2 separate regions of the Homo sapiens genome follow, and region 1 is linked to region 2. A link is a contact called in ENCODE Hi-C or POLR2A ChIA-PET data. All regions are on one chromosome and are shown on one strand. The core of a region is the stretch at or near the end of the contact, and the rest is flanking DNA. Distances in the headings are between cores, read along the strand shown.

Evidence for each region. A loop is a pair of places that touch in the nucleus more often than their neighbours do. ChIA-PET counts read pairs that join two places held with the same protein, here RNA polymerase II (POLR2A). Pooled maps may share reads with other maps.
Region 1: a pooled map shows a loop between it and region 2 (10-fold over the local background). The contact joins two enhancer-like sites. A Hi-C loop is called at or near these places in 6 of 37 single-sample maps with no recorded cell type and 4 of 50 pooled maps. POLR2A ChIA-PET finds 5 or more read pairs at or near these places in 1 of 52 experiments (OCI-LY7).

Annotation. Positions count from the first base shown.
Region 1 is chr13:28,046,630-28,049,329 of GRCh38, reverse strand. It overlaps FLT3 (fms related receptor tyrosine kinase 3), which reads left to right. Exons shown (of 24, transcript NM_004119.3): 9 at 887-1,055. Among named protein-coding and RNA genes, the nearest start is that of FLT3, 53 kb to the left of the region's middle. Within about 2 kb of position 1,354, at least 4 of the 41 ENCODE cell types and tissues checked have a DNase peak (open chromatin) inside an H3K27ac peak, as active enhancers do.
Region 2 is chr13:27,129,963-27,132,662 of GRCh38, reverse strand. The region is part of intron 1 of USP12 (ubiquitin specific peptidase 12); the gene reads left to right. The region is part of intron 1 of USP12-AS1 (USP12 antisense RNA 1); the gene reads right to left. Among named protein-coding and RNA genes, the nearest start is that of USP12-AS1, 5.8 kb to the right of the region's middle. RefSeq lists a silencer at 1,443-1,492 and an enhancer at 1,523-1,592. Within about 2 kb of position 1,307, at least 12 of the 41 ENCODE cell types and tissues checked have a DNase peak (open chromatin) inside an H3K27ac peak, as active enhancers do.

The DNA of each region.
Region 1 (2,700 bases), core at 105-2,604, 920 kb before region 2:
GAATGTGAAGTATGTGGTACAAATTCTGATTTCAATATAATGCTACTATCAAACACTAAGAAAGAAACTGAGTTAGAATAGCTTTGCAAAGATAATCTGCCCACCCTCTTCCTTTTCCCGTTAAACCAGGCTCGCTTGAATGCCACTGTCTTTGCATATAACACATTGTAATATGACCATCTGTTTGTGTACTTTTATCCTCCAGTAGACTGTAAGTTTCTTAAGGACAAGAACAACTCATTCTATCCTTGTAGTTCCAGAACCTGACACAGAGCCTGACACAAAATGGACAATAAATACTAGTTCTAAGAACCAACTAACCGCACTGTTAGGGCAGTGAGCACTGAGAGACAGTACAAGCCCTTAGATGCACTGAAATTTTGGTGGGGTATGTAGGATCTGAAAATAACCACAGTTCAATAATCTCAGATTAGGGCACAGCGTTCAGCCATAATGAAAATGCCGAGAAATACAGCGATGCTCTTAGCAGATTAATAAGGAAGTGTTCCATAAGGCAACCTCGTGAATATTGCTAGCCAGATCGCTCTTTTATTTGTGCCTTGAGTTTATTTTACTCTCTCTCATCAATGGAAGAGTGGTGCTGGCTGAGAGCAGGGGCCAGACAGTCAATTATCTACATCCCATTCTTTTTCTTTCCTTCTTTCTTTTTTTAAACATTTCTTAACTTCGAAAGATGATGAGCTCAGGCTTAGAACTAGGGATAGGACTCCTGGGTTTTCACTTGGATTATCCAACCTGACCTGCAGCATGCCAACACTTGAGTTTTCCTGTGTTAAACTGATGAATACAAGTTTATTTTATCTTCTCAATACGTTTCCCTATGAATATTATTAACTAACTCATAAATGCCTATTTTTTCTTACAGAAAAGGGATTTATAAATGCTACCAATTCAAGTGAAGATTATGAAATTGACCAATATGAAGAGTTTTGTTTTTCTGTCAGGTTTAAAGCCTACCCACAAATCAGATGTACGTGGACCTTCTCTCGAAAATCATTTCCTTGTGAGCAAAAGGGTCTTGATAACGGATACAGGTGAGACCACAAAGGACTCTAAGATACCATTTTTAGCATAATTCTCCTTGCTTGTCGCCCTTGAGAAGGACAGTTTTATACTTATGGAAGCAAATTCACTTATGAGTTTAACTATTATTGAGTTGAAATTGGAGATAAGAAAACAATAAGCAGATGTGAGGATACAGTAGCAGTCTTACCATTACTTTAGATAATATAACCTGCTGCATGAAAACAGAAAGAACCGTATTAGTCTGGTCTAGTTTGAGTCTGGTTCTCTGGCATTTTCTGAGTCACAAGGTAGTTTTTACTTCCTGTTTGAGAGTGCGGTGTGTAGGACACTGAGTCTCCCCTAAAACATTTGCAGATGATTGAGGAAGTAAAACTCCTTAAAAACAGAAAAACATTACTCATAGGTGTATTGATTTAAATTTTCAAAAAATACATGCAGAAATAGCCCAATAGTAAGTGCTGAAGGAAAATGTTGTTTTCCTCGGGATTTGTATGAGAAACTATGCAAGATTCTTTTTTTTAAGAACAACAAATTTTCTTTTCTTTTTCTTTTTCTTTTTTTTTTTTTTTTTGAGATGAGGTCTCACTCTGTCACCTAGGCTATAGTGCAGTGGTGCAATATTGGCTCACTGCAACCTCCACCTCCCAGGCTCAAGTGATCCTCCCACCTCAGCCTCCCAAGTAGCTGGTACCACAGGTGCACACCACCACACCTGACTAATTTTTTGTATTTTTGGTAGAGACAGGGTTTTGCCATGTTGCGCAGGCTGGTCTCGGACTCTTGAGCTCAGGAGATTCACCCTACCTGGGCCTCCCAAAGTGCTGGGATTACAGGCGTGAGCCACTGCACCCAGCCGAAAGATTCTCTTGTGGGAGGAATTCTCCATTCCTTCTTTGGAAAACAAAAAACAACTTTCCCCTATATCTTCTATAGTTATGACATCTCTTGTCTCTTTAAACTAATGCTATGGAACATGGTTTTGGACTAGGCTATGAGACACTGAGACGCACATGTTATCTTTCAAACAAGTCAATGGACTAGAATAAATCATCCTTTCTCAGCATGTGGTCTGTTGAACAACTGTGTAAGAATCATCTGAGCAAATGTTTAAAATGTGGATTCCTGGCTCCCATTCCAGACATGCTGACTCAAAACTGGGGCAAAACGCTCAGACTCTGCTTTTTTAATGAGAACCTTTGGTGATTCCTATCACAGGTCTAGATCTGTGCTGTCCGGTACGGTAGCCACCAGCCACATGTGGCTATTGAGAGCTTGAAGTGTGTCTGGTCCAAATTGAGATGTACTCTAATTGTAAAATACACACTAGATTTTGAAGACTTAGTATGAAAAAAAGAATGTAAAATATATTATTAATAATTTTTATATTGGCCGGGCTCGGTGGGTCACACCTGTCATCCCAGCACTTTATGAAGCCAAGGCGGGTGGATCGCTTGATCCTAGGAGTTTGAGACCAGCCTGGATAACATGGCAAAATCCCATCTCTACAGAAAATACAAAAATGAGTTGAGTGTGGTGGTGTACACCTTTAGTCCCAGCTACTTGGGAGGCTGAGGTTGGAGGATTGATTGAGCCCAGGTGGTCGAGGCTGCAGTAGCCATGATCACGTCACCGCACTCCAGCCTGGATGCAGAG
Region 2 (2,700 bases), core at 58-2,557:
ACCAACGATCTTTTAGGACAGCCAGACCTACGCAAATGCAGAGGAAACCCTCTTGAGATACTTACACTAACCATCTTTCATTCACAAAGCCGTACAGCCAACCAGGGATTTCCAGACACTTGAGGACAACCAAGAGATTGGAACATGGAAGAGTCTCCTTCGAGGGGCAGTAATTTAATGAGTGAGGGCTATATTTCTGTTCCTTTGCTTTTTCTTTTTCTTTTCTTTTTTTTTGCCTTCCTGTACTGCTTTTTATTGGAATGATATTTTATGTTTTGCTAGTAACCTATACATTTTTTAACATGTGTAACTAAAATTTTCTTGTTTGAAGTTACTAACATTTCTACTGGCCCCTCTCTACTTCATAAGCCAATCTCCTTTGCACACATTAGCTACCCTTCAAGTATCTACTCTTTCTAGTTAATTGCTTTTTGAATACACCAAAGATAAAGCATGGAAGATATAATTATAGAAGCTAATGTAAATGTTATAATCCCTGAATATATGAGTAAGTGGCTGGGAGGTGGAGGAAATGAGGGATAGCAGGAAAGGTGAATGTGCTTATTTCCTTTTGTTTCATAGCCCGGATTTCTTACGTGCTATATGAGAATTGGTAAATCTAGCTAAAGATTTAGATGTAGAACCAGTAGAAGCACTAGAACAATACTCTACCCAGTGACACGTAATAAAAATTAGGAGGTGGCCTGTGGAAGGAGAGTTGGGAGGTAGTGTGTGTGTCAATTTCTCTTCTTGCAAAAGCACAGAATTAAGAGCTGTTGACTGAGGCATGCAATATATTATTTAAAGTTATGATAATCATTATTAAGAACTAAAACCGTTAATGGGTATTGTCTCCAGGGAAATGAACCTTAAGAGAGGGAGTGGTGAATAATACTTTGAGTTTTACACCCTCTTTACAGTTTGAATTATTTTTAGATTGTGAACTTAGAGTACTTATAAAATAAAAGGTTTTATACAAAGCATATGAAAGGGATTTGGTGCTTGTTCTGATATTTTAACTGTCCATAGGAAGCTAACCTCAGACTTTTACATAGGTTAAAGAGTGGTCTCTTTTCCATTTACATAGTGGCTTTCAAAACCAAGTGTACTTGAACAAGGTACTTCACTCTACTGGGGCAAGTTTCCATCACGTTGCTCACTTTGGTAAAATGATTACTTAGAAAAATCCAAATGACTCATGTTTCTAGTCATACCTTTACATAATGCTTTACGTTTTACAGCACTTTCACATTCACTATTTGATTTCTGTAACCCCGAGGTAGGCAGAGTAGGTATTTTCCTGTATGATATGGTGAGGAAACTAAGACTGAGAAAGTGACTCACCCAGAGTCACGTGGTTTGAGAAGTGGTGGTGGAGCTCACTGCTCACCCTCTCACCAGGAGGGTTTCACACCTGTGCAGCCTTCTGGCCTGCTATGGCTAAAGTGTCTCTTACCAGTTCTTACCTTTCTTCTTTGTAATGTACCCACACTCAAGTTCCCATATTGACTGCTTCCTGCATTCTGAATTTGTATTCAAATTGTGTTTAACATATGTAAATCTGTGCTTATTTTAAAAAATGAATTTTACTGCATTTTGAAAATGCCACACATAAACTTTGAGTGTCATTCAGCTCTTGTTATTTCTATAGCTGCACAACACTATTCCTTCCTTACTTTCATGAACTGATCTTTTCATCCAGAATTTTTCTGACACCCTTGTTTTTAAGCGTCACGGCTTGCTGAAGCAAAGTGGTGGAATTTAAATGTTGTTGCCTTCAAGAATTAGCTAATCTTTTGGACTTGTGATACTTGTGTAATCTTTTTGGACTTGTGATTTGACCTCATTTGATCCCTGCAGAAATGGTTCTCATCCAGGAAATTTGAGATTTCAACAAGTGACTCACTGAAAAAACCACGTTAGTCGTGGGGAAGTAAGCGTGCTCAGCTCTTGTTTTGGGACCCCAGTGTGATACCGTTGATACGATTGATTTAATAATACCTTTGACTAGTCATTCCAGTGTCTGGAATTCCTCAGGGATGGTTTCTGTCAAATTCTTTTTTCCTGCAAATACACCATATTTTCCTTTTTTTTTTTTTTTGGCATGTTTTGTGATTTTTTTTGTGTGTGTGTGAGAACTGAACAGTTTGAATGTTGTAATGTGGTGACTCTGAAAATCAGATTCTCCACCTCCTCAGTGATTGCTTTTTTGAGGCTTGCAGTCATCCATTTGTATAATGACTTTTCTAAACCAGTTTTGCAAAGTCTGTATTCCTTGTTGTGTGTGGTCACTGAAGTTTCTGTCTTACTATCTCTGGACAGCTATGACTTGATAGAGATTTAGTATAATGTCTGGATCCCCATCCCCCTCAATAAAGGGAAAAAAACAAGAAAGGTTGCAGCCTAAGGGGACAGAAACAAAAGCAAGAATCTGTGCTGTTTCCCCAGGCTACTGCCAGAACTGAGCAAAATGCACAATCCTAAATTGTTGAGGGCAAGGTTCCCGCTGCCAGCCCTGTTACTAGGCAGCTGCTCTAGGAGGTGGTCCTGTGCCCGCCTCTGGGGATGCTGAGGAGTAGGGAATAGTAGCTGGTTTGCATGCTGTGCTCTCTTCTCCCTTCATCAACTACTGCCCTGGGTGTTTAATGTCTGATTAGGTTCTAAGGTTCAGAATAGTTGATTCTGATGTATTTTTCAGCT